Regions from separate parts of the Mus musculus genome. Here all the other regions are linked to region 3. The links are chromatin loops, found by intact Hi-C in ENCODE. Cell type or tissue: heart. All regions are shown on one strand. Links, peaks and the distances in the headings refer to the core of each region. The heading gives the core; the rest is flanking DNA.

Region 1 (7,567 bases), core at 2,185-4,684, 180 kb after region 3:
TGACTTCAGTTGCCCCAGCCTCCTGAAGGGTGAGTCAGTTATGCTCTTTGTAAATTATCCAGCCTCAGCCATTCAGCACAGGATGGGCTAAGATACCAATTAAAGATGTTGATGTTTTAAAGAGAAAAAAATTAAGATTAGAAAACGAGGAAAGGATGACCCACCCGTGTCTACACGGTAGTAAATAGAACGAGGAGACAGGAGAAGAGAGATTGTTACTCTCAGAAGACTGAAACTCGGGTGGTTGTTGGAACCCGTGGAGTCTGTGTTTACAGTGAAAATAATGAGCAACACTTGGGGCACTTGCTGAGAGCCTGGTGCTGTGCAGGCTCATCACTCCCACGGTGGTTTTCCATAGCTCTGTGGGTTCATGTCATATCTCCAGCCCGTATCAGGGGCCTTTGAGGCTCAGAAGCCCCAGAAGTGTCTCTTAGGGCTGTGCCAACAGCCTTGAAGGCTTTGAAGATCATCTGAAGACATCTGACACGGGGCCAGAGGACCATGACTGTCTTCCATGTGTATTTTTGAACATGTTTAGGTCCAAAGGGAATTCACTTGGAATGAAATAAAATGAAGGCCTGGGCCTTTGGAGGGGCCATCAGCTGGAATGAACCTTTTTGTAGCCCTACTGACAAGGCAGCCAGCATGGAAGATGGACTCCTTGGCTGCAGAAAGCCTGGGAGGTACACAGCCAGATAATCATTCCCAGAGGGAGCATCTCAGGCTTTGTTCTTGAGTTCCCATGGTGCACCAAGGCTCTTCCTCCCCCACCCCCCCTCGTCCAGGCCTCCCCTCCTCCTACCCCCTCCTCAGTCTCCTTCTCCCCCTTTCTTCCTCTCTCCCCTTGACTTCCTTTCTTCTCTTTCTCCTCCCTCCCCTTCCTCCCCCCTCTGTTTCTTCTTCTCCGTCTCTTCCTCCTTTGATTCTTCTGCTTCCCATATAAACCTATAACTCCAGCTCCAAGGAGGAAGGAGACAGAAGAGTCCCTGGGCTTGATGGCTTCCAGTATAGCTGGGAAGACAGAAGAACTAGGTGAGAAACTTGAATATGCAGAGGGATGGAGATGGGCCCACCAACCTTCTGACTTCTACACATGCCTACAGAAGCACGCTTGCACACACATGTGCATACACACATACACACAAATAAACAAACAAACAAACAAATAAATATGGAAAAATAGAAAGAAAAAGAGAAAGGGAGCGGGGACCTTTAGGGAGACCTGAAGGTCAGACTGGACTGTTCTGTCCTGGGCCAGTTTCCTTGGTTTTGTTCCTAACCCTGTTTGGTTTCACTTTGATTATTTTGCTTCATTGCACACACTGAATACAGAAAACAGCATGTTGACACGTTCACATCCAGCTAAGAGGTAGAGAGGTTCACACAGACCCGTGCACAGCCTCACACACGTGTGCACATCAGGAGCACCTCCAGAAAGACTGGAAACATTCTTAGCTTCAGCCGTCACACCCATGCTGCCTGGACCTTGTCCTTCTTATGGGTGTGTCCTTTGGCCTGAACCTCCCATCTCACCAGTGGACCCTGGTAACCATGCTGCTGCTCTCTGTTTGTATGATTGGCAGGTTGTAAAGATTCCACATCTAAATCAGCGATGCTCCCTACATTCAGCATCGGTCACTTGCGCTCACGCCCGTCCTGGTAGCAAGATCTTAAGATCTTGTTTTCTTATACACACACACACACACACACACACACACACACACACACACAGACACACACACATGCCTCACACTTCCTTGTATTCTCAGTGTCTCTGGCTGCAGCCTCCAGTACTGCTGATGGTGGTGTACCAGTGTGGGGCTTTGGTCCAGTGGAAGAAGGTTATGTCATCAGGGGCTTGTCCTTGAAGATGATACTGGAGCCTCAGACACCCCCCCCCCCTTGTTCTGCTTCCTGGCTGCCACAAGTTGAGCATCCCCCAGCTCTTTTCCACAATAAGTTCTTTCTCACCACAAGACTCCAGAACAGTGGAGCCAAGTGACTGTGTCTTGAAGTCAAAGGAACTAGGTGCCGAATTGATCTTTTCTCCCCACAGGCTGACCTCCTCAGGCATTTTGTCACCTGAACTGAAAGCTGGCTGATGCAGTGACGGCGGTTCTATGACATCCATGGGACATGCTGATCCCTCTTTCTGTCTGTGGGTGCTCAGAGGAGGGTACGATGTGCTGTGCTCTTTAGTTTTACATTTGCTTATGTTGGGAGCCTCCAAACTGTTTTGCACAGTGAACTCATTCATAGGAATTTCAGCCACATTGCAATGTCTTCATTAACCTATAAACCCAAAGGAGTTCAAGTGTACATTTGGCACAGTGAAGAGAGAGCTTACGCTGGTGGCTATTGAGATGACATTGACCCAACCTTTGGAGCCCGTTTCTAGCCTTCATGTGCATATGAAAAACATTTCCTCTCTTCCTAGTCCCAAAGACACCCAACAGAGTGTGGCAGAAGAGGGGCAACTGCTCTGGGAGGTAGAGGGGTGTCATAGAGGGGTGTCATAGTAGGGTTGCCATGGGATCGGGTCACATTTGCTGAGCCTCTTCGTGGGCCATAGTAAGTTTGCATGATGTGGGAAGCAGCCAGGTTGGTCCAACTGAGGAGATGCTTGCAGGTATCTGCAGGCTGTCAACCTGCAGAGTGGATCATCCAAAGGACGTTTCTGCAGGCAGGACTCAGACCTTCAGACCTCCACCTTTGACTTAGAGAGCAGGAGTGTGTGTGTGTGTGTGTGTGTGTGTGTGTGTGTGTGTGAGAGAGAGAGAGAGAGAGAGAGAGAGAGAGAGACTGTGAACTTACATGAAGCTATATGTACTTTGGAACTGAGACACCCCCTCCCCAATTTAAAACATCTCTCAACGAGATGACCCTGCCCAGCTATGTTGTCCATAGCCTTGAGTCCATTTTTTGACATAGTAGAGATAAGGAAGGTATGTGCCAGTCCCAAATGAAAAAAGTCAGGAACAGTGCTACATTAAGGAGGTGGGGGGGGGGTAATACCCCTAAAATCTAGGGGGAAAGTGTAGCGTGAAATTAAAGGCAAACTTGCCTATGATCCTGTTTCCCCATCTGAGCCTGGGAGATAAAAAGTGTAATAAATTCACTCATGTACACTCACTTTAAATATCAGAGCAGATCGGCAGTCTCACTGATGTGTGGTCAGACTTTGAAGTCTATCTGAGCTCCCTGGAATTCGCCCAGCCACTTTCCAGACCATGTAATCCATTGCAGATCCGGCCGCGTTATGCATTCCAGATGGTCACTGTCACTCTTCGTGGGTTCTCTCCCCTCTTTAGGTTACTGGGGTAATTGGGGAATAAGGAACGCATGCCCCAAAGTGAAAAGTGACATACCGTCACTGCCCTGCGTGGGCACCAGAGAGCCAAGAGAGTTAAACACTGTGCCTGGATGGAAGCATGGGGAGAGGGCAAGGAGGGAAAGGCCTCCAGGGTTCAGCTTGCAGCTTGCTAAGCCAGGAGGCTCCAGTGAGCTGGGAGAGCCAGCATTGCCTCAGGTCTGGGAAAGCAGAGCAGAAGCCCTAGCTCTCTTCCTTCTCTGGGTCTTACGGCCAACAAACCATTTCCTTGACTCTCAGATCAAGTGACCCAGTGATTGGGCCTCAGAGTCAGCATAATTATAACTAGAGGGAGCACTGGTTATCTTTACAGCTGGATAAGGGGAAAAGCTTTTACACGTCAGAAACATCCTCTACCTAACCTGTAAGGAGAGTCTAGGAAGCTGGAGAGCTGGGTACATGCTCACTAAGTTGAATTTATCTTTCTGTTTAATTTGAGGAAAAAAAAAGTCTCATGTAGCCCAAGCTGGACTCAAACTTGCTCTGTAGCCGAGGGTGGCCTTGAACTTCTGATCTTCTTGCCTCTACCTCTTGAGTGCTGAGGTTCCAGACAGGTGCTCTGTGGCCTTTTTATTCAGTACTGGGGATCAAATCCGGGGCTTGGTGCATTCTACCAATTGAGCTACACTCTTCCCCAGGCCCGGGCTTGCTTGATTTAATTCATTGTGAAAGGCTGCCAAGTGTCTTTTAACCCTCATGTTTGTGGTGATTGGACTCTCTAGTTCCTCACACAAAGTCAACATATGTGGTTAATAGGCAAAAAAAAAAAATGGTCACCAAAGGGACTGGTTTTTTTTTTTTTTGTATCCCTTCCTCCCCTGCCTGGTCCAGCTTGCCTGATTGAGTTATGTGGTGGCCTGTGTCTGTGACTGAATGTGCCTTTGAGTTACATTGATGTTTGATTCAGATTTATGAATGAAGTGAAATAACAGCACAGTGTGTATGTGAGCATGTGGGTACATGTGCATGTATGTGTACACATGTATACATGTGTGCACATGTATATACATGAATGTAGACCTCAGATAACCTCCTTTCTACCCAAGGAGGCAGTCATTCCAAAAAAATAACACCAGGGCTATGTAAAGTAGATCTCTCCTGCTAATGCTATGTATAGTTTTTCCCTTTTGTTTTTAAAGATTTATTTGCTTTGTGTGTGTGTGTGTGTGTGTGTGTGTGTGTGTGTGTGTGTGTGTATGTGTGTGTATATGCCACATATGTGGAAAAGTCCATAGCAGAGAGTAGACAGCATTGAATCCCATGTGGCCTCTAGAAGAGCAGGCAGCACTCTTACTCTGAAGAGCCAGATCCCTAGTTCTTCGTTGTCTTTTGAGACAAGGTTTCACTATGAAGCCCCGGCTGCACATGAATTCATGATTCCCCTACCCCCACCCCTGTCTTAGCCTTTGGAGGTCTAGAATTACAGACGTCATGTAGTATCATCCTTAGGTGAGAGAGGACATGTGTATGTGAGCATGTGGGTGCATGTGCATGTATGTATACACATGTATACATGTGTGTACATGCATATACATGCATGTAGAGCTCAGATAACCACATCCAATGTCATCTTTAAATGCTACCTTGCCTACTTTTCTTTTTTAAATTGAGGCAAAGCTGAGAACTCACCCAACTAAAAACTAGGAGGTCAGGCTGGTTGGCCAGAGAGAAGGTCTGAGTGGTATGCCCCGCAAGGACTGGGATTACAAGATCACAACACCTCACCCGACATTTTTGTTTTTGCTTTTCTTTTATGTAGGCTCTGAGGTCAAATGCAGATCCTCGGGCTCTATCACTGAGTTCTACTCCAACCCTATACTTTCTCCATTAAATCACTCTATCTTGCGTGTCACCTCAGAGGCCACCCCTCACCTTAGTAAGCACCAAGACCATCTACAAACCTTTTCAGGAGGTGAAGGACAACCTGGGTCTTTGGAGAGTCTGACTGAATGGATCTCAGGAGCATCTCACAGATCAGGCCACCTGCAGGGACCTAGAGGAGGCTTCAAAGCAAGCAAGCAAGCAAGCAAGCAAGCAAGCAAGCAAGCAAGCAAGCAAGCAAGCAAGCAAACAAGCACCTGTGCAGACTTCAACTGTGACTCTCTCTCATTTTCCCCACCCTAAAATTCTCAGTAAATCCACAACTCTTCCAGGGCAGTGAAGAGGGGACACCCTTCTTCCAGTCATCTGCTGCCTCCAGCGAGGAAAAAGAAAATGTGTTTTCTGAAGCAGCGAGCAACCAACCATCACAGACATCTGGCAGCTTCTTTCAGCCACTCTCGTTTTCGGGCCAGCGTGTCGAGGCAGCTGTGCACAAGGTTGTGTGCTCTTCCAGGAGGCAGGAAGCTAGGAGTGTCCTCCCTTGGGGGCTGCAGTTTGCGTTTCACAGACGCAAATGCTCGCAGACTGGGACATAGTGACTGGAAGTGTGCACTGAGGGCCAAATTCCCAAATATTCCAGGGCTGTGGAGCAGAGGAAATGAGAACAGCATGTGCATCTAAGCCTGCTCCTCCTTCTGGGAGACAGAGATGGGCAGACATCATGGATGGATTCTCAGGGAAATCAGCCCTCTGTCCGTTCATACAGAGACACTGTGAGGTTCAAACAAGCAGCCAGGGCAGGGCCACTCACTGACAGGAAAACACAAGCTCTTGTTAATATTTCTTGCCTTCTTTCCAACTGTAAAAAATACTGTGTGCTTATTTTTAAGCAGTTGGAAGGAAAGGGCAAGCAGAAGCTACTTCTCAGGGACAATAGATATCAGTCTTTTAGATTGCTGCCTCTCTAGCTCCATCTTCCCTAGTCAACTTCGATGCTCAGGGACCTTCTGTGGTCCGCTGTTGGTCATCAGGTCCTCATTTGGTATGTCTTAAAATTTTCTCTGAATTGTTAAATCTTTGAGCATTGGTGTTTTTAGCTTTTTTTGGTTTTAGCTGCAGTGGAAAGAGACTTGTGAAACATCTGACACTGAGTGTGTCTCCTTGTAGATGATTGCTGCTCTTCTAAGTCACTTTAACTAGAAATCCCCATTTAACCCCACTGTCCCAGCTTCATTTCTGCTTTTGTGATAAAAATGTCCCAACAAAAAGCAGCTTGTGAGAGGGAGGAATTTATTTCAGTTCACAGTTGCAGGCCACATACAGTTCACCGTGGTGGGGAAATCACAAAGATGGGAGCCTGAGACACCTGGTCATGTGATATCCACAGTTAGGAGCACAGAAAATGCATCCATGCATGCTCTCTCGATTGTTTGCCTGTGCTCCGGGCAATTTCTCCACTCTTAGATTGTTCAGAATCTCTGCCTAGGGAATAGTGCTACCTGCAGTGGACTGGGCCTTCCTAAAGTCATTAAGTTAAGATAATCCAGCCTCCACCCCCAAAATGCCCACAGACCAACAACAATCTCTCGTTCATACTCTCCTCCGAGATGGCTAGTCTTAACAATTAAAGGTAACTATCATTGCAGCAATTCATCCAACAGGCCGTAGTGTTAATTGCCAATTAGAACCTGGTACCTTAGCAGCCATAGCTGAGGTATACCTCAAGGGGGACCTGCCCTTGGATTAGAAACCATCTCATGCTCACGTGGATGCCCCAAGACCTAGTTAACTCCCTACAAGGGCTGAGGACTCGCTAATCCATGCCTGCCTCTGATTGTAGTTGCTTCTTGTGATGCATTTTAATAGCAGAAGCTGAGAATTCTGGGAATTGGAGAGTGTGGCTGGGAGCCCACAGCATTCCTTTTAAACATGTCTACATATTAACCAACCCATGGATCAAAATAATGAAAGAGGGGCGTAGCTGCTGTACGAGGGCAGATGTTCAAATCTCATTCTTCTCTTGAGCACAGAGTACTTGGTAACCGCTGGGATAGCATTTGCACAAGGCAGTACTCTGCATCATCTAGAGATCACTTAAAGTGTGTGCATGTGTGTGTAGCATAGCCATAAGTACTACGCACTTCCGATATAGGGACTTGAGGGTCTGGGTCTGGGTATTCCCAGGGAAGGGCGAAGTGTCCTGGCATCAGTCTCCTGCAGGTCCTACAGGGTAGGAATCATTTGCTGCTTTGATCTATGCTCCTGTCCTGTCAGCAGCAGCCCCTTCTACCTCTTCCTGCTTGGTGTGTGCTTGTGTTTGTCCCTGCTACTGTCTCTCCACAGCAATCTTTTCTCCGCCAGGATCACCGTCCTTAC
Region 2 (7,567 bases), core at 2,185-4,684, 120 kb after region 3:
AAGAGTGTGAGTGTGTGGGGAGAATATAATGGAGTTTCTGGATTTATTTGAAAACACCTGGAGGCACCAGCTTGTCCTGTGTAGTGCCTAGTGAGGGCTCTGGAGCATTGCAGTGTCATGGTGAGAACTCTGGAGTGTGTGCAGTGCTATAGTGAGAGCTCTGGAGCATTGCAGTGTCATGGTAAGGACTCTGGAGCATTGCAGTGTCATGGTGAGAACTCTGGAGTGTGTGCAATGCTATAGTGAGGGCTCTGGAGCATTGCAGTGTCATAGTGAGAGCTCTGGAGCATTGCAGTGTCATGGTAAGGACTCTGGATCATTGCAGTGTCATGGTGAGAACTCTGGAGTGTGTGCAGTGCTATAGTGATGGCTCTGGAGCATTGCAGTGTCATAGTGAGGACTCTGGACTATGTACAGTGCTATAGTGAGGGCTCTGGAGCATTGCAGTGTCATGGTAAGGACTCTGGAGCATTGCAGTGTCATGGTGAGAACTCTGGAGTGTGTGCAGTGCTATAGTGAGGGCTCTGATGCATTGCAGTGTCATAGTGAGAGCTCTGGAGTATTGTAGTGTCACCTTGGTGAGGGCTCTGGAGTATTGCAGTGTCATGGTGAGGGCTCTGGAGTATTGCAGTGTCATAGTGAGGACTCTGGAGTATGTGCAGTGCTATAGCAAGGACTATGGAGTATGTGCAGTGCTATAGTGAGGGCTCTGGAGCATTGCAGTGCTATAGTGATGGCTCTGGAGCATTGCAGTGTCATAGTGAGGACTCTGGACTATGTGCAGTGCTATAGTGAGGACTCTGGTGTATGTGCAGTGCTATAGTTGGGACTCTGAAGCATTGCAGTGTTATAGTGATGGCTCTGGAGCATTGCAGTGTCATAGCAAGGACTCTGGAGTATGTGCAGTGCTATAGTGATGGCTCTGGAGCATTGCAGTGTCATGGTGAGAGCTCTGGAGCATTGCAGTGTCATGGTAAGGACTCTGGAGTATGTGCAGTGCTATAGCAAGGACTCTGGAGTATGTGCAGTGCTATAGCAAGGACTCTGGAGTATGTGCAGTGCTATAGCAAGGACTCTGGAGTATGTGCAGTGCTATAGTGAGGGCTCTGGAGCATTGCAGTGCCATAGTGAGGCACTGACTAGTGAGGGAGTTAACCTCAGAAGTTTGGTTGCTTAATTCTTGGGCTGATGAATAGGAGGACTTCTGTTCTCTTTCCCATTCAACTTGGTTTTCTGAGAATTGATTTCCAATGTCTGCAGGAAAGGAATACTTCCCCGATGATGTGAAATAATATCTCTAAAGCATTCACTAAAAGTGTAATGTGAGCTACTCAATGAGCCACAGCACTCAATGGCACCAGAATTTGTGATTTAGACTCAAGGACCTGAGACCTAAATTTTCTGTATCAAATCCCCAAAGAGGAGGTCACACAAAGTAGCACCCAGCCCGAATGCCACTTGTGATCCTTGCTCCTGCAAGGGAGGAGCAGAGAACTCTCCTCCCCTCCTCACACTAGTTAGGCTGAGGGCAAGCCGTGCCTTCTCTTGTCTTCATACTCTCTGTTCTTCACATTATGTATAACCTCAAGAGCCCAGGGCAAGAGACCAGCGTCTAGGGAAAGACCTATCCAGAGAGAGAAATTTCCATTGCTGGTCACGAGTTAAGTCTTTGCCTCTATTGACGATAGCTTACAGCTAAAACAACAGTGTTCAAGGAATACCTTGTGCTGCCACGGACAACTGCTGAGGGTCAAGACACAGCTTGGGGTATAGCTCAGTGGTAGCGTACTCACCTTGCACACAGGAGGCTTGGGTTCAATCTCCAGCACTACAAAACAAAACCTATGTGGAAGGCAGACAGGGAAGAGAGCAAGGGGCTGAACGGCTGGTGATTTCCGTTTCAAGATCTTGCAAATAAGAACAAGAAAATGGGACTGGAAGTAGAGATCATTTCCTGCTAGATACTTCTGTGATCTAGAGTTTCATCTTCCTTAGAAATGGTGAGACACGGAAGACAAAGAGCATCACACATTTTTTAAAAAGTGATTTATTTTTAACTACGTATGCATGTGCATCTGTGTGGGTTTATCCACATGAGTGCAGCTGTCTGCAGAGGCCAAAAGAGGTCATTGGATCTCCTGGAACTGGAGATACAGAGTGAGGGTCCTCTGGGAGAGGACCACATGCTCTGAGCCACTGAGCTGAGTCTCCAGCTCCAGCATCACATTTGCTTGGTTCAGATTCACAAGTTGTAAAATGTTAAAATGTTTCTTTATTTACTTTTTTCTCAAAGAGCTGAGAATTGGCCTAGGGCCCCTGAGAGGGCTACACAAATATTTATCACTGAACTATACCCTCAGCTCTTTGTTGTGTTATAGTTAGTGCATGTCATAATACATGCATGTGTTTTTGGTGCGTGGTATGGTGTTGGAGGTCTGTGTAGGGATCGGTGTCCAGTGTATGGATCAGTTCACATAGTTGTTCATTTGTGGTATGAATGCTTGCAGCATTTGCCTTTCCAGATACTCAGGAATAGTCAATGGAATATTGTCAGCCATTGTCACCCTGCTGTGCGATACAAATCAAATTCGTAAGATCTGCCTGCCATTTTATTTTGTACTCTCTGACCACTCTTTTTCTGTCCCCTTACCCACTTCCCCACCCCTCTTCTGCTTCTGACAGCCACTGTGTTATTCAGCTTCTTCAGATCACCATGTAAATAAGATCATACTTTTTTTTTCTTTTAATCTGTCACTTAAAGGGAAGGGACTCCCCAAATCTAACTGATTTGCTCAAATCTTCCAGGGAGTGACCTCTTTTTCCATTACTGTTCATACTCCCTAGCCATAGCTTGGGAAATCAGGGCCTAGATTCTTAGCAGTGTTAAATTCTAAGACTACTTGGCAATGAAAACCCGATCTGAAGGAGTCAGAAGTTTGGATTTGAGTCTGGGCCTGCTGCCTTCCAAACAGGTGACCTTGAAGAAGCAACTGCCCCTTTGTGGTTAAGACTGAAAAAAAATTGGTTCCGATGATCTCCAAGCTCCAGCTATCAGACCCTGTGATATCCTTTACCGAGCCAGGAAGTTATGCTCACATCTTTCTCTCAATGTAATTCAGTCCAGTGTGGGGGAGCAGCAACAGACAGAAACAACTTCTGTTATCCCCCTTCTATCCCACGAGTCAGCACCAATTCCGTGCCAACCGTGTCCTTCTGTAAAGGATAGAGATCTAACCCACCAGGCTTCACCCGTCCTCATGAAACACGGAACAGAGGAGAATAGAGAAGGGTGCGGGGAGGGAAGGAGGAAGGGAGGGAGAGAAACAGAGGGGGAGAGATTATGTATTCACACTGAGCAAACCAAGCTTGTCTCATTCCTGGGCCCTGTGAACAGCTGTGGCCACAGCTGAAATATTCAACCCTACCAAATGACGACTTTCCCAACTCGGCCCCTCGCGTGCACCAGTGAAGTCACCAGCCGCTCAGTTTCCCAGCTTAGTAATGTGCGGGTCAAAGCCAAAGACATATTAAGAACAGATGGCCCAAGCTGACAGGGACAACTGCTCCAAAATATACTCATGGGGTGTGAGCTCTAATGCAAACAGGGGTAGGATGCTCCTCAGAGCATGCTAAACGTGCCTTTGGCTCTTTCCAACTCTCCACTGTTCCACTAGCATGTGACTGAGACTGTTGTGTTCCTCCACTTTGCTAATTACTGACCCCCCCAGAGAGCTGATCCAGAATGGTATCGAAAGATGGGGTCCCCAGGACCCTTGGAAACGAAGAGCATGATTCAGGTTGGCTTTCATTACCTATTCACTCGGTCAGTGACAAGTTGTTTAGAAGCCAATGACAAGCACCCCTAGTACCTACAGCAGTGTCATGCACTCTCACAGTCCTTCAAATGTTTACTGAGAATCTTCTATGAGCCATTATCTCAAAGACGGGCCTGTCTAATCTCTAAGAAGAACACATGCAACAAATCCAACCTCCTAGTTGACTTACCCCTCACTTTTGTAACACGGGAGTGTTTTATATCATATTCTTCAAATTTTTAAATGTTGCGTTGCCCACACAGCCGAAGTCTGTGCAATACAGACTGTGTCTAATCCAGAGAGCCTTGGTTAGCTGTTTTATGCTGAGACTCAATTAGTCACAGCATAGGGAGGTAGGTGATATCCAGAGCCAAAGCTGGGTCTTGCTATCATTCTCAAGAGGTTATGGGTACTTGGGGCCTTTGAAACAGGTACAGCTTTGTTATGGGTAGGCAGCGCTTAGATTAGAAGGTTTCCAGAGTGAATATCCAGGAGGAGGATGAATGGAGGGTCGCTCATATCACAGCAGGCTCCTTTGTGTGCACTGCTTGTAGAGGCAATCCTTGTGAGTAATTCCAGGCTTGAAGAAAGGGTTTGTGGGATAAAGTCTGACCCGTGGAAGGCTGCACTTCAGCGCCTACCTGTTGGAGGAGGGGCAAATACAGAGTTGGTCCTCTGCATCAATAGGTTCCACGTTCTCAGGTTCAGTCAAGCATGCATGACAATATTCCAAAAGATCAGGTCTGTACCAAGCATACCCACACACCCTTGTGATGATTCACTGAGCAATGCAGTGGCTGCTTACATAGTCTTTGCATGGTATTAGGCATTAGAAGTAACCTTGGGACCATGACAAGTCTGTGGAGGATGTATATAGGTTGCGTGAAGAAGCCAGAAGCTTCTCTGAGTGTGTCCAGCTGGACTGGGCAGGATATGCATAGGTTAAGAGAAGATTGGTAGCTGCCCTTCCTTGCTGCTGCTCAGAGCTGTGTTCCACTGTCTGCGGTTTCCACTTGTCCTTCTTTATAGCTCTGCATGGACTATGGATGTCTTGAAGTCAAGAGTCAGAGTTTTAGATCAGTGCCAATGTTTTCTGCAGTGAGCACTGTTGAGTAGGTTTCTCAGGAAGGTGGGTTTCATTAAATAAAAGATCTTTGCACTGGGCCTCTGATCCCAATTGCAAGCTCAGCTGGGTAGTAGGGTAGTGATCCCCTCCATTATTGTTCATCAGACTCTAGAAACTTCTTCTTCAGCACAGGGTGTGGCCGAGAGACCCAGGCCTGTAGTGTGGAGAACACAGCCAGCTGGATGAACAATGCTTATGTTTTGAAAGCACTGTGTCCTCTGTAGGATAATGTGGGCTTTGCGAAAACTCCATGCCCAGGCTCTCCAGGGGGCGAGAGACTTGGACACTGCTTTCTCCCTAGAAGGCTTCAGAGTCAGACTGATGGCTCCAACCCAGCCTGCACCTCCCAGATCCCTCCCAAGGTACCTCTAGCAGACCCAGATGGGAAGTGTCAGACCATCACAGAAACACACCAGCATACGCTGAGAAGTCTACGTTCCCATACGACAAGAGTTGCTCTTGTGTTCTTTAAGACACAGATTCACTCAAAAATATGATTGCTACCTGAAACCCCAGCCCCTATCCTTGTTTTCTCTTCATACTCACGTACCCTGCTAAGTCTAGCTTCTCAATTAACTTTGCAAGTTTCCCTTCAATCTGTGTTGCCAGTTGCTTAATAAAGACACCTGGTTCCCCTTGCCTGCTAGCCCCGGAGTCTCTACATTACAGCAACAATGACTATCCTCAAGCAACAAGACTCAGACCTCCATTCTTTCTGCCTTTTAGACGTTCTCTGCTCTGGTTCCAGAAAACCATGGTGGCTCAGACCTTTGTTACACTCTGGGCCTCTGTGACATGACGTACTATTTCCTCAAATTTTCTTCCAGGTTCTCTCTGTCAACCTTGCTATGTACTCACCAACTGATCAAGCTCAAATACCCTAGCCTCTGTGAAGCCCGCCTCCCAGTCTTCCTTTATCCATCAAGCTACTTATTACGCTTGTCTTGGACACCACAACATCCATGTGGCACTGCTTGAGAATTTAGCACGTGGTGGCGGGATTTTAGTGTCTGCCCTTTCGTTATTGCCTACATCTTATTCAGATTTAGGTCCCTGTAGCCTTGACGGACAGGTTACATAACTCCTTTCAGCTTCGTTTTCCGTTCATTTAGAGAGGCTACAAGACTGTCAAAGAGCTAAATATGATGAATCATAGCATACATTGCCTGGAATGTGGCAGCTCCAATAGACAGTAAACTGATACTATTATCTACTAGCATAACATTGGTGCAGAGAGGCACTGTCTTCTCGAACATACCTTCAGAGGGAAGGCTTCTATGCTCTGGGTTTGAAGGGATAGATTTTGAGGGGGGAGTGTAGCTGTTGGCATCAGATACTCAAGGGAGCAATTCACCACAGGGCTGGTGGCTTTCCTGGAGAGAAGACAACTTTGATTGGAACCTAGCCTCAAGTTGCTTGGGTGATGTGGACAGGTACATGGAAATCGACTGGCTTTTATTTTAGTCAAGTGAAGACAGATAAGAAGTGGACAGGAGTCAAGAGAAATCTATTTCTGTGAACGTCCTTTATAAATGTGTATTAACCTTTTGCGTGATCTAGTCTTAGGTAGTTCAACACCCACCCCTATAACAGGGAGAGAAAGCAGACTTTTATTTTGGCGTGAGCACAGAATCCCAGGTGCAGTCTCCTTTCTGGTGTGAAACAGACCCATAGTCTCTTGGAGTTCAGCAGAAAGTGATGTCAGCATGCACAGAGATTTGGGAGAAAACAAACCAATGTAAGGTCCTGCGCTGGGAAATACTGTTCCATTTCCTTCTGAAAGGAGCTCTCAGTGGTTCTGGAAAACCATCTGGAGAGATCCACTCCTCCCCCTTGGCTTTCGTGCTCCAATGCTCCTGATTAAAAGGGGGAAGGGGGAAAACATGGTGTGTGTTATCCTCATAGGCAGCCAGCACGCTGTAACCCATGGAGGGTTCTCCTGGATTGTTTTAAGAGCACTTTGCAGAGGCAGTCAAATGAAAGGCATGTGTTTCTTCATCAGGGAGACCTTCTCTTGGGGATATTTTATTTGCAGTTCTCTAAAGAGGCAAAGTCTCCACGCTTTTAATCTTCTGCACAGGAACGTCTAAACATTGGGAAAGCAGCACCAGAAAGCATGACCTCAGTGTCTCCGAAATCCTGCTAAGTCTGGAAACTTCTCCAGCCTGCTTGACCTTAGCAACTGGACTGTGTTGGATTTTGCCAGCGACAGCAAGTTTCGTTACAGTGTGGACAGTTCACTGAAGTGTTTTTGTCCTTGGGTTGTTTGGTCAGCCTCAGAGGAGCCAAAGCCATGCTGAGAAACTCAGTCTTGAATGTGGAGATGTCCAAATATCTCCTGTGACATCAGAGTCACACGGGCGTTCAAGGGCCATAGTCATTTACTTCTCTGGGAAAGATTTTCTACAAATTAAAAGTGGCTTAACGGGACACATGTCTGCAGTGTTCTTGGTCAAGAGGTGTCAACCCATTGTAAAAATTATGTTTTGACGCCACAGGATAGGTGGAGGAAGACTTCCCAGTTCCTTACGTGGAGGCTTCAGAAGGTTGTGTGTAGATTTAAGAATCAACAGGCACTTTTGGCCTTAGTTTAGGACATAGGAAACAAGGTGAGCTGCTAGGTAGT
Region 3 (7,567 bases), core at 2,216-4,715:
ACACAGAGGAGGTGATCAGTGAGAACTTCTGAAGAGCCTTTGTATGCACTTGGAAGCCTTGTGAATGTGTTGCTGCAGGAATACTTGGGCACAGATGGAACTAGAGGATAGAGTCCCATCCATGACAGTATCAGGAGGCAATCAGTCTGTTTTCATGGAAGCACCCAGAAGCCATGGCACACCATCAGAAGTTTTTTAGTGTATTTCTCTCTATGGAGTCCTGACAAATGCAGCTCAACTATGCAATGTAAGACAGACCAATACGTGCATGTCATTAGCAAAGAATCCTTCATCATGTGTCTTTTCACATGCTTGCTTTAGCAGAACATCCTCTCTCCTGTGTCTGCTTCAGGAAAACACTCCTTCACGTGTCTGCCCCAGCAAAACACCATCTGACACAATTGACTTTCCAAAGAAACTGTAAGTTTCCACTTCAAGGAGCCTTGCCTCTTGAATTTCATAAAATGTAAAGGCAGGTCAAGTGTCACCTCAGTTGTCTCAAGGGCTTCTTAGGAGCTGGAGAAATGGCTCAGTTGGTAAAGCAACTGCCATGTAAGCCTGAGATCCCTAGTTTGAATCCCCAGTGCCCACTTGAAAAATTGGGTGTGGTAGCATGTGTTTACAAGTGGGTGTTTTGCCTGCAGGGATCTGTGTACCACATGCATGTAGTGCTCCTAGAGGCCAGAAGAGGGCGCTTGGATCCCTTGGAACGGAAATTACAGATGGTTGTGATTTACCAAGTGGGTGTTGGGAACTAAACCCATCTTCTCTGAAAGAGCAGCAAGTTCTCTTAACCGCTGAGCAAGTGTATGTGATCTAAGCTCTGGCTAAGCAAAGATTAGCAGATCCTGGAGCTCAGTGCAAGACCTTGTTTCAGGCCCTCCTTCCTATATCGGTGTTAGGGAGTGGTCAACATTGGATACCTCAATCTCTCATGATCTTTGTCATCTTTTTGGTGCATGTGTCTCCCATAGAGTGACCTTAGGAATGGGCCTTGCTCTGGCTGATGGCGTCAGAGCTCTTCCAACCACAGCAGGCAGGTTCTGCAGGGCCCTTTACCCTTGGTCCTTAGCCAAGAGGTTTGCTTCTCTTTGCTCCCCTGTCCCAGCGTGGAGCTAGGGTACAGATTTTGATGGCCTCTTATTAAGGTCCAGGGATCAGAACAGAAGGGAAGCAGAGAATGTGAACTTAGGGTCCAATCCTAAGCCCAACAGTGCAGCTCTCCTGAAGGGTCCTTTCGGCTGCCCTTGGGAAGCCATAGTCAGCTCCTCCCCACCCCCACCCCCCACCAAGGAATAACTGATTGACACGGGAAAGGAAGGAGTAGGTTTCCCTCCCTCAGAAAAGCAGGAGGCCCGTGAATCACCGCTCTGATTCAGCTCTGTGGAGCAATCTTCATTTCCAGACCAAGGCTCTACTTTGTCCCCAAGAGATGGATTTAATTAGAAGTTCCCTCCTCCCCACTGAGAACTGCTGAGAGCCTTCTTGATTTATTTTCATACAAGGCAGGGTGTATTTTGGTGTTTTTCCTAAAATAAAGTAAGAGTTGCTACAGGCAGCATTGATCTTCCAGAAGATGGTGGAGAGCTTCTCAGAGACAACAAAACAAAACAAAACAAAACAAAACCAAAAACAACCCACTCCAGCACCTTCTTGAAGCACCAGACCACTATTACCTCTGCAAACTTCAAAAAGGCAACCAAACTTTCCCTTCAAGGTGATGCGCTTTTGTTGGGATGGGCTCTGCCATGCCTCAATAACGCGTATCACCCAGATGTTTCTGGCCTAAACTACAGTGGGTTTGTTGGTTCCTCACTTCTAGTCCACACCCCACACAGATAGGCCAAGATCTGCTCTCATTGAGCTGTATTCAGAGCACTTTCTTTGAGAGCCCTGACTGGCTACTGTCTCGACTTGCAGGCCATGGTGGTACATGGAGTAGAGAGAACTCTAACCCTTGTCACTAATCAAATCTGTCCCAGAAGTGGCAAAAGTCACTTCTGTCTCCTCCCATTCACCAGAACTGGTCACTGGGTCTCACCCAATGACCCAGCAGGCAGGAAGTACAAGCCACCTTCCCTTGTAGCCTGGAGGAGTTGACAGTTATTGACAACAGCAACCACAGCATTCCAGATAAACATTTGTGGCTGAACAGAGCTTCCCCTCCCCCATCACATCTGTGTTCTCTTAGTCTCTTCTTGAAACCTTGGGGACAGCAAGGGTTTCTAGTAACAAGGACACATGCTATTATTCAATCTGTGACTGTCCTTGACATTATGTGCTTTGAGTTACTTCTATTTCCTGGGGATCTCTTTCTCTCTCTCTCTCTCTCTCTCTCTCTCTCTCTCTCTCTCTCTCTCTCTGTGTGTGTGTGTGTGTGTGTGTGTGTCTGTCTATCTGTCTGTCTGTCTGTCCCCATCTAACTTTGAGGATATTCTGAAAAGTGAAGACTAGACTCACACCAGAGCTCTCTGCTGCCTCTGGGGAAAAGGTGCCTTCACCTTAGAGTTGGTCCTGGGTGCACATTTTGTTTCTTTCTCAAATATTCATGTATTTTTATTTCAGATTCCCAGCATTTCTGTCAAAGGCTCATGTCCTCCTCTCCTCCTGTCTTGAACTTTTAACTCCAGAGCCTCTGAGGCCAAATAAGTATCACACCCATGGCTAGAGTTAATGTTAGAGTTAGGAAGAGTTCAGCTCCTGGGTATGTTTTTTTTTTTTTTTGTGGTTTATGATTGCTATTCATATCATAGGGTGTTAGTAACCACAGAGACAAGACACTGTAGAGCCATATAATGTGAGCACACATAGACACACACACACACATACATACACACACACACATGCACACACACTTATACACACATATACACACACATATACACATACACACACACCTATACACACACATATACACACACATACACACATACATACACAGACACGCATATACAGCCACATACACACACATATACACACATACACAGACACATACACACAGACACATACATATACAAATATACACACACACACACACCAATATATACAAATACACACACACACAGAGCACAATTATAACTAATTCTTTATGTTTGAAGGTATGTATTTATCAGAGTTAAATTTCCCACAGTGAGATAGCTCACCATGAGAAAAAACAATTACAGTTACTGAAAATCATTTTTCTTAGACCCATTTAAAGAAGCACAGGGATGTCTTTGCAGCAGAAAATACAGTGGATACAGGAGACAGGGTATGCAAAGCCCTGAAAGCAAGCCATGTGGCATAGGAGGGCAGGAGATTTTAAATACTCTTAGGTCAGGCTAACTTGTTCTAGGCTAAGAACAGAATCCAAACATGGCTAAACCAGAATACTCAGACCTCTTTACAAAACGTATGTGGATAACATTATTTTTTGGAGAGATTATGGGAAGTGACTTTCTTGTTAATACAATTATTTGGGATTACGGCTCAATCCTGGCATTACCAGTGAGATTTTGAGATACCGGGAGGAGAGTTTTTGCTGTGTGTGTTACAGCCCCAGTTCACAGATCAGCACGAAGGCTCTTCCACAGAGAAGAAAAAGTGGTCAAAGTTTGTAAGACTGACCCTAAACTGAGCACAATTCGCCCTTTACAGAGGGGGGATTTTTTTTTCTTTTTGTCTTTTGTTTTCCTCTGTGCCACAAGGTGGCGGTGATCACATTCTCAAACAACCATCTGCCTCAGCTAAAATGAAGCCATGAAGTGGCAAAGTTTGATGTAATCTGCATCAGGAATGGAACCAGTATGTTCACAGTGGAAGGCCGGCACGGTTGCTATGGGAACGTCTCTCTCAATCAGCTTCCTTAACCCCTCAGGAGATAAATGGAAATGACCAATAGCCTTGTGGAAGGACTTCCTGCCATGAGGTTCTGCCTGTCCTCCACAGTGGGACCTCTGCCTGAGACCACAGAATGGGTTCTCCTTCTCTGCTACCGTCCTGTAGTTGTATCAGGGGTAGATAAGAAGCAGCCTTTGGCATTTATGGTTGGACACACAATGTGCTACTAGAGGAAGAGCTGTTTAAAAGATTCATAAGGACTGTACTGAGAGAGCAAGGAGTCACAGAGTCCCACACACTAACTTAAGGCCACTTATCTTTTTGTACCTAGAAGGACAACTCCCCTGGGTGTCACAGAGTGCACCTGAATGGTTATATCAGTACCTCTTAAAATGTAGGTGTGACATCTCTGCATCCTCGGGACAAGCGGAGGCATGCTGGTGACTTCATAGCCATCTTTTCAGACTCTATTGATATTTTCTAAATTCTGAGGGGAGAAAGACATTTCTAAATAAGGATCCATGTTCCCTCTCTCCAGGCTTAGCCAAGTTGGATTATCCTGTGTAAATTATTCAGGGACCCCCCCCCCCCACACACACACACACACACACGCACACACGTACACACTTAGCTACAAGGTCTGAATCCACATCTCTCCCCTGAAAGGGTTGGGTCAGGCACTTGGCAGCAGAATGGCAGTAAGCATCAGCTGGCATGCCAGCTTCACCTCAGGTCCCCATGTGGTACCCGTGAGGAGGGAAGGCTGCTTCTCCACCAGCCCAGTTGCCAGCTTCTTTTGTAGTCTCATGGGAAACACGAGAATGCGGTTGATGAAGGTTCCATCTGAGGTTTTATCTGGATCCCTGGGTAAAAGCGTAGTTACCCATATCTCTAATTTTAAACGAGATGTTTTTGAGGCGTTGCTATGTAGCCTAGGTTGGCTTCAAGATGATAATCCTCCTGCCTCACCCTTCTAAGTACTGAGATAACTGACGTACACTATCATATCCTGACTATCGAGGCCTTCATGGAGTAAAAATGTTTACTGCTCTTCCTCGCCAGGAACCATGAACTGTGTTTATTCTCTGACTGTTGAATACTCCATAGCTGATAAACAGCGGGCACCCTCCTCACACACAGAGGGAAGGAGATTCTAACACTTGGTCTTGATGTCAATATGACACTCCTTGAAGACTTTTCTAGTCTCTTTGGTTTGCTCCTTACAGGGCATGACCCACAGAGGTCACGGCCATTCCCATTTTACAGATGGGGAGACTGAGGCAGTGACAAAGCAAGAGGGTTGTCTGCCCCTGTGCTGAGCTTCAGTCTCCATTTACTTCCCTGGGAATGCTTGCGTGGCATGTAACTTGCAACTGGCACTGGCGTAGCTTTGCCCTTTCTTTTACTGATCTTCTTTAGTATTGGGTGTACAGTGCTTAAATGAGTTGATAGGAGCACTGAACAGTGATAATGGGGTGTGGTAGATACCTAAGTGTTCAATGAATGAATGGGACAGAAATGCCTTTGCTCCCGGTCTCCCTGAGCTGTTGCAGCATGGTTGTGGTTTCCACAACAGTATGTTCAGAGCAGAGCAAGAGGTTTCTGGGTAGTAGTGACAGCTCCCACGGGACTGTGTCCTTTCCCAGAACGATATGTTCTGTTGGCTGGAACAGCCCTTATGGTACCGATGACTACATAGGTACCTATAGATGTATAGGCCTGGTGGAGCCTATCGAGGGGAAGTAGTAAGCATTGTCCTCCACGCGCTGGGCATCTTAAATAGGAGGCACGAGGTGGCAGTGCCCACAGTAGGAGTCTACTAGGCCCCACTGGGATTTCCGCGCAGACCTTGGCTTCTGATGGAGATACTTAAGGAGCCTGTCTCTCATTTCCTTCCTTTCAGTCAGACTCAGGGACTTTGTTAGTCAAGAGTGAGAGATGACGTGTCTCAGGCAGAATGGAGGGTGTCAGGCCTGAGAGGTCCCCTTTTCAGTTATCTGAGGTGGAAAGCAATCTATTTCCTTCTGAATTTTCCACAGCAGCAGGCTCGTTAGGCCCGGGTCTGTCAGAATAGGTTCCTGCTTCATCTATAGAGGTGGTTGATAATGCCCAGTTCGGTCTAGACAGGGTGTGAGACGGGGAGTGGCTTCTCAGATAAGCCATGGAGGGCTGCTCTTGGGTCTTCTGGGTATTAGCGGTTGTTTTTACAATACAACTGTGAAAACAGAGTGATCCCCTTTGCTCCCTCAGCAGAGCCCGCTCCTTGTTCCCTGTCCCCACCCCTCCAGGTCTCAGCCTCCATGGGTGGCTTGAGGATTATGTCCAGATACTTTAAGCCCCTCAAACAAGCATGATCTCTCACCTACAGTTCTCTATTTTAACTTAAGAACAATCTGCCTTTCTTTAATTATTGGGGATGTATATTTACTGTCTATTTAGAGGGAGGTGAGTGAACAGGTGGGACCCGGCAGCACCATGAAACTACCTCAGCAGCCAAGCGGCAACTGTGGCCTGCTGTGCCCTGGCTTCTGAATTCTCACACGAAGCACTTTTACTGCATGCACGGTTGACTCGCTGATCAATGGATCCTGGCAGCTATAAACATTTTATGGCTGTCTGTGACAATATGACTCCTAGGCCCCTAGAGGAGTCTATGCAGACAGGGCCTTAGGAGGAGGAGGAGAAGTTTTGCTCCCGGGGGAGGGGGTGCAGCTCCCAGAGGCCAGATCAAAACCAGGCGAGGGGTTGAGTTACTCACTCAGGGGCTTCCCACTGTCGAAGACAGAAAGGTGTCCGAGGTCCAGCAGTGTTCCCAGGTTGAGAGTGTTTATTTGTTCCCAGTCATTGCAACAATTCTAAGGATGATTTGACTGGCATTCCTTTGGGGACACTGAAGGTTAGTGGCTTGCCTATCTCCTGTTCTCTCTCAGTGCCTGAGAAATTAGCCCTTGAACTCTGGTCAGATGACACATGATACATGAGGCTGATGACCCCCATAGAAAAGCAAGACCCAACTGTGCCTTTATTTTGTTAGAAACCTCGAGTCTTTTCTGACTGACCCCTATGAACGCTTGAGGTGTGTACTCACTTTTACTCTGAGTTGAAAAACAGCAAGGGCTTTGTAATGCCAGGTTTTAGTGTGCAGTCACAACTGGAGGGCAGGGTTGTGAGTGCAGAAGGACAACAGGAAGGAGTGAAAGGTGTGTGCTCACGAGGCACGCCGAGCCTTATGTCATGTGAGCTCGCTGCGTTTTCTCTTGGAAACCACAGAGAGACCTTCGAAAGTTAATCATCGAGCCATGAGGGGGCAGCTGATGTCATGAGTTTCCAGTGGCCAGCATTGCCACAGTCACAGACATCTCTCTGTTTGCCTACCCAAAGGCTTACAACAAAACAACTCACAAGCCATGTGTTCTGAGGGTTTCTCTTTGTTCTATGAAACTCAAGAGTAGAAGTCGTAGAAGGAGAAGCGTCTTGTGCAGTGTTAGGCGTTGTCATTGTGGAGACCGCCAGCCTATAATCATTATGTAACCCAGGCTGGTCCTGATATCATGATCTTCCTGTGTCAGCCTCTCAAGTCCTGGAATTACAGGTGTGAACTACAGAGCCCAGCTTTGTACCTTCTGGATCTTTCTATTCATGTGTTTCTCTCAGATCTGTACTGGGCGAATGGTTTTGTCTGAATAGCGACACAGTGCTATGAACTTGATGAATATGTATGTATGTATGTGTGTGTATATGTATATGT

What was found. Hi-C counts contacts between places; a loop is a spot of excess contacts. Peaks named below come from ENCODE experiments on the same cell type or tissue, not always from the same donor. Only the 100,000 strongest peaks of a DNase experiment are listed, where the experiment ranks them.
Region 1: a loop joins it to region 3, with 2.6 times the contacts of the local background. A loop is called at or near these places in 3 of 42 quality-filtered maps.
Region 2: a loop joins it to region 3, with 2.0 times the contacts of the local background. A loop is called at or near these places in 3 of 42 quality-filtered maps.

Annotation. Positions count from the first base shown.
Region 1 is chr13:60,066,055-60,073,621 of GRCm38, forward strand. The region is part of intron 1 of A530065N20Rik (RIKEN cDNA A530046M15 gene); the gene reads left to right. Among named protein-coding and RNA genes, the nearest start is that of Gm35193, 25 kb to the left of the region's middle. In heart, for the core only: no CTCF peak of the experiment used is centred there; a DNase peak (open chromatin) is centred at 3,477.
Region 2 is chr13:60,009,164-60,016,730 of GRCm38, forward strand. No RefSeq gene overlaps it. Among named protein-coding and RNA genes, the nearest start is that of A530065N20Rik, 17 kb to the right of the region's middle. In heart, for the core only: no CTCF peak of the experiment used is centred there; a DNase peak (open chromatin) is centred at 3,458.
Region 3 is chr13:59,886,098-59,893,664 of GRCm38, forward strand. No RefSeq gene overlaps it. Among named protein-coding and RNA genes, the nearest start is that of Gm19866, 26 kb to the right of the region's middle. In heart, for the core only: a CTCF peak has its summit at 3,694 (motif pointing right); a DNase peak (open chromatin) is centred at 3,844; H3K27ac peaks cover 931 bases.